Regions from separate parts of the Homo sapiens genome. Here region 2 is linked to region 1. Evidence: chromatin contacts called from ENCODE Hi-C or POLR2A ChIA-PET data. All regions are on one chromosome and are shown on one strand. Each heading gives the region's core, a stretch centred on a gene start or an enhancer-like site at or near the end of the contact. The rest is flanking DNA. Distances are from core to core; before and after follow the strand shown.

Region 1 (4,275 bases), core at 1,496-3,995:
TGGTTATATCTTTATTAGTAGCGTGAGAATGGACTAATACGGGGACAAAACACCTATTATAGTACTTAAGCATGGCCTGCAACACAAACTGACAACTTAGGACTCTTGCCTTTAGAAAGGAATTACAACCTAAGGATGGTTAAATTGCAGCATCACTGCTTTCAGTCTTTGGTATTATGGTCATAGTTTGGGAGAATGTTTGAATTACCTTAATTCATGCAGTTTAAGGTCATTCAGAGCTTTTTGCTATTAATATGTATAAAAACCCCTACTAAATAATTTTCATAAAACTGATAAATAGTGTTTATTCCAACAAAGACATATATGAGAAAATTTTCAGTTTATTCTTTCAAAAGTTTTAACTAATATTTTAAGAGTGTTTGAAAGTTGATGCTGTGTATTTATTTGAACTGTTCTTTTTTTTAAATACTGTAACTGCTCAAGATTACTTTAGATGAACACCTGGCACCTAAACCGGGTATAAACAAAATGGAAACAAATAAAACCTTACAAAGCTGTAAATCTGACATGGAAATATACTATGCCAAAGGGCACACTTCATCTGGGCTCTTTAAGGTGAAACAACTCCCAGTTTTCAGCCAGAGCAGTGACCTGGCCTTAGTATATTGTGCTATTGTACAACAGTCTTTATCTGCTTCACATCACTCAAGTTCTGTTTAACTTTTTGTTGTTGTTGTTGTTGTTATATTTTCATTCTAATTCTTAGAACAAAAAGAAATCCTTTTACAGAGTATGATACCTTGAACTAGAAGAGCCACTTAAGTATATGTGAACCAATATCTAGAGTGTGACATACCTATTAAATCTTAAAGAAGGAAAAAAAAAGAAAAGATGGTTAAAAGATAGAGAGATAGATCAGTGGGACAGAATACAGAGTCCACAAGCAGACCTACACAAATATAGTCATCTGATTTTTTTGACAAAGGTACAAAGATAATTGGATTGAAAAATGATAGTCCTTTCAACAAATGGTACTGGAATAATTGGAGATCTATGTGCAAATAAATAAATCTTGATACATACCTTATATTTTATATAAAAATTTACTCAAAATGGATCATAGACCAAAACATAAAACTATTACACTTCTAGAAGAAAAAGAGAAAATCTGTATGAACTTGGGGTTTGACAGTGAGTTTTTAAACACAAAAAGCATGATCTGTGGACAAAAATGATGAAGTAAACTTTATCAAAAAAAAAACAAACCTTTGGTTCTGTGATAGATGCTTTTAAGGAGATTAAAAAACAAGCCACAGACTGGGAAAACAATATTTGCAAACCATATATCTGATAAAAGACTTGTATCCAGAATATATAAAGAACTCTTAAAATTCAACTATAAGAAAACAAAGCAATTTTTTTTTTTTTTTTTTTGAGAGAGTCTCACTCTGTCGCCAGGCTGGAGTACAGTGGAGCAATCTTGGCTCACTGCAACCTCCAACTCCATGGTTCAAGTGATTCTCCTGCCTCAGCCTCCCAAGTAGCTGGGATTACAGGCACGTGCCACCACACCCAGCTAATTTTTGTATTTTTAGTAGAGACGGGGTTTCACCACGTTGGCCAGGATGGTCTCAATGTCTTGACCGCATGAGCCACCATGCCCGGCCAACAAAGTAATTTTTTAAATGGTCACAAGAGCTTAACAGATATTTCCCCAAAGATAATAGATGAGGCAAATAAACGTGAAAATATGTTAATATCCTTGCTGAGATGGACTATTAAGCCAAAAAGGATTTAACATTTTCTATGTATTGTTACTTCACACTTCAGCATATAGTGAATAAGGAACTAGAGGAAAAGAAAGTTTAAGGCATATTTGTTTTTAAAACTTACCTGTTTTAATCTTCTACTGCAGGGAACATAGAGCTTACATTCTAGTACTAACCCTTAGTTTTTTGTTTTGCAGAAAATCCTGAAGCTGCTCTCTTTACCATAGGATCAGAGTGGTATTGCAAAAAGAGTAGGGGAAGAATGGTGAAGTTAGAGAGCTTTCCCACCTTTCCCTAATTGTGTTTTTAAAAGTTTAACTTATTCAGGATTACTCTCCCAGAACTTGGCAATATAGGATTTAAACACAGATATCCTTGACTTAACTGCCATATTATACCTCCGTTGAGATGAGGGTTAAGGAATGGGATATTAGAATGGTGTACCAAGGATATAGAAAGTAGGTGCAAGGGGATAGGTGAGAGTTTGATATCCTGATAACTGCAGGAACTTTTGTACACATGGTTGCATGTCTGCCGGAATTGGTAGAAAGTGTTAGAAAAATAGACTGGGGCCAGGTCATGACGGGCCTTGTATGGCGTATTTGGAAATGGACTCTGTCCTTTAGATGGTAGAAAACAATACAAAGATTTAAAGTTGGAAAGTTACATGATTAGGGTTTGTTTTTGGGAGATCACCATTGTATAATAATAACATGGAAAATAAACTGGGAGGAGCCAAGGTTAGAGATTGAGGAGACAGACATGACATGATGAAAACCTTGAAGCAGTGTTCTGTTTGATAGGTAATTTGCATCCATCAAACAGTTTTTCAGACATCTACAATATCCAAGTGGCATAAAGCTCTCAGCTGAGCCAGATAGTTAGCTGTGTGTATACAAAGAAATCTATATAAAACACAAGATTAGAGAAAGTACAGTAGCTTCATGGAACATGGAGAGATTAATTTTGAATTTATGGATTAGGAAGTCTGCATGTATGCAAGTAGCATTAATTTTAGGCCTTGAAGAAGGGGTAGAGTTTGAATAAGAGGAAATGGGTGGGGAAGGGAATTTCCAGAAGAGGAAACTGAGAAAAGTACAGGGTGTATTTGAGGAATAATCTATTGTGACCAGAGGAGAGAATATAGTTGGAAATAAAGCTGGAAAAGATAGGTTGGAACCAGATAATGATTTACCTTCCTGTATAATAAACTGTAAATACAACTCATTTTGCTTTATTTGTGTGTTATTTCAAGTGTACAGATAAACATATTAATAGATTAATTTTTTTAAAACTAGAGTAAATCAATTTGAAGGATTCAAGGCTGGATTAATATTGAATTTCTGCATTTTTGGAAAAGAGTAATATGAGTAGGAAGGTTTGTTAAGATTACTATTTTAGATTATTATTTTACTTTTTACAATTTGAAAATGAATATCAAATCACTACAGTAAATGAGGTAATGGTTTAGTGAGAAGAATGAATTTACATAGCACGATTAAAACAAATTTTATTTCTAGCACTAGGCTAGAATTTATTTGAATAACAAATGTTACTCAAATTTAATGACAACTGTGATCTATGAATATTTAGGTTCTGATGCCAGCATTGTTTGCTAGAAATGAGATCTGAGTAAACCAATTTTTCTGAATCTCCTGCTTCCTCATCAGTAAAATGCAATCAATACCTGCCCTTCCTATTTCAGTGGTGTTTTGATAAGGTCAAATGAAATGTGTACATGAGACCACTTTTAAAACGTAATGCCATTGATGGCCTGTGATTATAAAGTTGAAAGTACCATTGATACCACACAGTCCAGTTCTGTCATTTAACAACCATAGAGCAGCTCACTGTCTGATACTCTCTTCCAACCATGGCGTATTTCAAAGTAAAATTAAAAATTAATTTGTCAGGTAATTGACAATAGTTATTAAGCCTATATGGCAACCAGAGTATTATCTTTTAAGCGACTGTATTTAAAGGGTGTAGTTCCAATGAAGTAGAATTGATGAAGCCAGTCTATAGGGATAGGGAAACAAGACAAGCCTACCTACAAAATTAGTAGCTATTATCCTTCATAAGCATCCTGGTTTTCCCACCTCCTACATCCCTCTGTTGGATACAGAGAATGACTTGGCATCAGATGCAATTACTGCCTAACTCATGCTCTGTAAAACATGAGCACATGAAATTAAGAAAGTAATACATTAAAAAGTACCAAATAGTATAAACAGACTGAGCACTCTAAATACATAGGGAATCTCTGTAAAATGTTAAGTCAAGTGAAGTTAAATAGAATTTTCCTGAAGGTGCGTTTTAAGGCAGGTTTATGCTGCCAACCAGCCGGAACTCAAACTGGAGTAAGTAGGATATAAGAGTAATTTTGCTAGTGAAAGGAATGGTCTCTTTTAAGATAATATTTGCTAATTGTATTTTATAAAAATTGTTAATTATTTTTATTTCTTTTGTTTAATTTTGAATGTTTATAAAAAATGAAAGCATTATATTTGAGAACATCCTGTTTATAATAAAAACTTTATGACAA
Region 2 (4,286 bases), core at 1,477-3,976, 120 kb after region 1:
GTTCTTTTATTGTAATGTTATGGTGTCGATTTTAGATCTTTCCAGCTTTCTCCTGTGGGTATTTACTGCTATAAATTTCCCTCTAAACACTGCTTTAGCTGTGTCCCAGAGATTCTGGTTCATTGTGTCTTTGTTTTCATTGGTTTCAAAGAACTTATTTATTTCCACCTTAATTTTGTTATTTACCCAGTAGTCATTCAGGAGCAGATTGTTCAGTTTCCATGTAGTTGTGTGGTTTTGAGTGACTTTCTTAATCTGGAGTTCTAATTTGATTGCACTGTGCTCTGAGAGACTGTTATGATTCCTGTTCTTTTGCATTTGCTGAGGAGCATTTTAGTTCCAGTTATATGGTAAATTTTAGAATAAGTGTGATGTGGTGCTGAGAAGAATGTATATTCTGTTGATTTGGGGTGGAGGATTCTGTAGATTTCTATTAGGTCTGCTTGGTCCAGAGCTGAGTTCAAATCCTGAATATCCTTGTTAATTTTCTATCTTGTTGATCTGTCTAATATTGACAGTGAGGTGTTAAAGTCTTCCACTATTATTATGTGGGAGTCTAAATCTCTTTGTAGGTCTCTAAGAACTTGCTTTACAAATCTGGGTGCTCCTGTATTGGTTGCATGTATATTTAGGATAGTTAGCTGTTCTTATTGCATTGATCCCTTTACCATTATATAATGCCCTTCTTTGTCTTTTTTGATCTTTGTTAGTTTAAAGTCTGTTTTATCAGAGACTGGGATTGCAATCTCTGCTTTTTTTTTTTTTTTTTTTGCTTTCCATTTGCTTTGTAAATATTCCTCCATCCCTTTATTTTGAGCCTATGTGTGTCTTTGCACATGAGATGGGTCTCCTGAATACAGCACACCAATGGGTCTTGACTCTTTATCCAATTTGCCCATCTGTGTCTTTTAATTGGGGCATTTAGCCCATTTACATTTAAGGTTAATATTGTTATGTGTGAATTTGATCCTGTCATTATGATGCTAGCTGGTTATTTTGCCCATTAGTTGATGCGGTATCTTCATAGTGTCGATGGTCTTTATAATTTGGCATGTTTTTGCAGTGGCTGATACCGGTTTTTCCTTTCCATGTTTAGTGCTTCCTTCAGGAGCTCTTGTAAGGCAGGCCTGTTGGTGACAGAATCTCTCAGCATTTGCTTGTCTGTAAAGCATTTTCTTTCTCCTTCACTTATGAAGCTTAGTTTGGCTGGATATGAAATTCTGGGTTGAAAATTCTTTTCCTTAAGAATGTTGAATATTGGCCCCCACTCTCTTCTGGCTTGTAGGGTTTCTGCAGAGAAATCCACTGTTAGTCTGATGGGCTTCCCATTGTGGGTAACCTGACCTTTCTCCCTGGCTGCCCTTAACATTTTTTCCTTCATTTCATCCTTGGTGAATCTGACAATTATATGTCTTGGGGTTGTTCTTCTCAAGGAGTATCTTTGTGGTGTTCTCTGTATTTCCTGAATTTGAATGTTGGCCTGCCTTGCTAGGTTGGGGAAGTTCTCCTGGATAATATCCTGAAGAGTGTTTTCCAGCTTGGTTCCATTCTCCCCATCACTTTCAGGTACACCAGTCAAACATAGGTTTGATCTTTTCACATAGTCCCATATTTCTTGGAGGCTTTGTTCGTTCCTTTGCATTCTTTTTTCTCTAATCTTGTCTTCACGCTTTATTTCATTAAGTTGATTTTTAATCTCTGATATCCTTTCTTACGCTTGATCGGTTCTGCTATTGATACTTGTGTATGCTTCATGAAGTTCTCGTGATGTGTTTTTCAGCTCCATCAGGTCATTTAATGTCTTCTCTACACTGTTTATTCTAGTTAGCAATTCTTCTAACCTTTTTGTGAAGTTCTTAGCTTCCTTGCATTGGTTTAGAACATGCTCCTTTAGCTCAAAGGAGTTTGTTATTACCCGCCTTCTGAAGCCTACTTCTGTCAATTCATCAAACTCATTCTCCATCCAGTTTTGTTCCCTTGCTGGCGAGAAGTTGTGATCCTTTGGAGGAGAAGAGGTGTTCTGATTTTTGGAATTTTCAACCTTTTTGTGCTGGTTTTTCCTCATCTTCCTGGATTTACCTACCTTTGGTCTTTGATGTTGGTGACCTTCAGATGGGGTTGTCTTGTCGGCGTCCTTTTTGTTAATATTGATATTGATGCTATTCCTTTCTGTTTGTTAGTTTTCCTTCTGACAGTTAGGCCCCTCTGCTGCAGGTCTGCACGAATTTGTTGGAGGTCCACTCCAGATCCTGTTTGCCTAGTTATTACCAGTGGAGGCTGCAGAACAGCAAAGATTGCTGCCTGTTCCTTCTTCTGGAAGCTTCATCCCAGAGGGGAACCCGCCAGATGCCAGCTGGAGCTCTCCTGTATGAGGTTTCTGATGACCCCTGCTGGGAGGTGCCTTCAAGTCAGGAGGCACAGGTGTTAGGGACCCACTTGAGGAGGCAGTCTGTCCCTTAGCAGAGCTCGAGTGCTGTGCTGGGAGATCGCTGCTCTCTTTAGAGCCAGCAGGCAGAAACATTTAAGTCTGCTGAAGCAGCACCCACAGCCGCTTTTTCCCTCAGGTGCTCTGTCCCAGGGAGATGGGAGTTTTATCTATAATCCCCTGAATGGGACCGCTGCCTTTCTTTCAGAGATGCCTTGCCCAGAGAGGAGGAATCTGGAGAGGCAGTCTGGCTACAGCGGCTTTGCCAAGCTGCACTGGGCTCCGCCCAGTACTAACTTCTGGTCGGCTTTGTTTACACTGTGAGGGGAAAACCGCCTACTCAAGCCTCAGTAATGGTACACGTCCCTTCCCCCACCAAGCTGGGGTGTCCCAGGTCAACTTCAGACTACTGTGCTGGCAGCGAGAATTTCAAGCCGGTAAATCGTAGCTTGCTGGGCTCTGTGGGGGTGGGATCCACTGAGCTAGACCACTTATCTCCCTGACTTCAGCCCCTTTTCCAGGCATGTGAACAGTTCTGTCTCACTGGCATTCCAGGTGCCACTGGGGTATGAAAAAAAACCTCCTGCAGCTCTGTGTCTGCCCAAACAGCTACCCAGTCTTGTGCTTGAAACCCAGGGCCCTGGTGGTGTAGGCTCCAGAGGGAATCCCCTGGTCTTTGGGTTGCGAAGACTGTGGGAAAAGCTTAGTATCTGGGCTGGAGGGCACCGTTCCTCACGGCACAGTCCCTCAGGGCTTCCCTTGGCTGGGGGAGGGAGTTCTCTGACTCCTTGCACTTCCCGGTGAGGCAGCGCCCCACCCTGTTTCGGCTCACCCTCCGTGGGCTGCACCCACTGTCTAACCAGTCCCAATGAGATGAACCAGTTACCTCAGTTGGAAATGCAGAAATCACCCGCCTTCTGCATTGATCTTGCTGGGAGCTGCAGACCAGAGCTGTTCCTATTCAGCCATCTTGCCAGCTACCACCTGCACCTTAGTTTTAGTATTCACCAGTGATTTTCTACTTCCATCATTTCTTTTATATTTATAGTTTTGCATTCCACTCTAAAAAAGGGCTTTCCTTTGTTCTCCATTTATTTATTATGTCAATATAAACTCTTGGAATCTTATTTTATGAGTCACAGTCTGCTTTTACCATTATTTCTTTTGATGCTCAAAATAAATTATTTTATTTCATTTTTACTTGGCCAGTGGGAGCTCCTTGAAGCTGGCTTTTTCTTTCTTTCTTTCTTTTTTTTTTTTTTTTTTTTTTTTGAGACAGTCTTACTTTGTCGCCCCGGCTGGAGTGGAATGGCACGATCTTGGCTCACTGCACCCTCTGCCTCCTGAGTTCAAGCGATTCTCCTGCCTCAGCCTCCCAAGTAGCTGGGACTACAGGCATGTGCCACCATGCCTGGCTAATTTTTGTATTTTTGTAGAGATGGGGTTTCACCATGTTGGCCAGGCTGGTCTTGAACTCTTGACCTCAAGTGATCTGGCCCATGTTATTTTGATATGTTCCTATTATTTGAGCACTTCCTTGTTTTCTGATTTAACAAGCTGTTCTAGGTTTATATTATAGTTTATTTCCCAAGCCCAGAAATCACCCTTTTTCCTAAGGAGCTCTGGTTTCTTTAAGAGGAAAATCATATTTAGAAAATCAAGATCTGGGTGCTAGATTGCTCAATCCTATTGCTTCTAGGCTCTCTCAGTAAACAGCTAAAAGATATACTGGTAGTCTAAGTACAGTACCATACTGCAGGGCACATTTTAGTCTTTGCCCCTTTCCATATTTAACTTTGTTCTCCAATAGTGAGAATACTTGCTTCTTTGCTACTTTTTTTATTCAGGCAAATATATTATT

Evidence for each region. A loop is a pair of places that touch in the nucleus more often than their neighbours do. ChIA-PET counts read pairs that join two places held with the same protein, here RNA polymerase II (POLR2A). Pooled maps may share reads with other maps.
Region 2: a loop to region 1 is called in a map of PC-3, with 5 times the contacts of the local background. The contact joins two enhancer-like sites. A Hi-C loop is called at or near these places in 32 of 168 maps with a recorded cell type or tissue (B cell, Caco-2, Calu3 and 19 more), 31 of 37 single-sample maps with no recorded cell type and 25 of 50 pooled maps. POLR2A ChIA-PET finds 5 or more read pairs at or near these places in 1 of 52 experiments (WTC11).

Annotation. Positions count from the first base shown.
Region 1 is chr5:64,819,711-64,823,985 of GRCh38, forward strand. The region is part of intron 10 of CWC27 (CWC27 spliceosome associated cyclophilin); the gene reads left to right. Among named protein-coding and RNA genes, the nearest start is that of CWC27, 53 kb to the left of the region's middle. Within about 2 kb of position 2,746, at least 2 of the 41 ENCODE cell types and tissues checked have a DNase peak (open chromatin) inside an H3K27ac peak, as active enhancers do.
Region 2 is chr5:64,937,170-64,941,455 of GRCh38, forward strand. All of the region lies in intron 11 of CWC27 (CWC27 spliceosome associated cyclophilin), which reads left to right. Among named protein-coding and RNA genes, the nearest start is that of CWC27, 170 kb to the left of the region's middle. RefSeq lists enhancers at 2,627-3,170, 3,171-3,713. Within about 2 kb of position 2,727, at least 2 of the 41 ENCODE cell types and tissues checked have a DNase peak (open chromatin) inside an H3K27ac peak, as active enhancers do.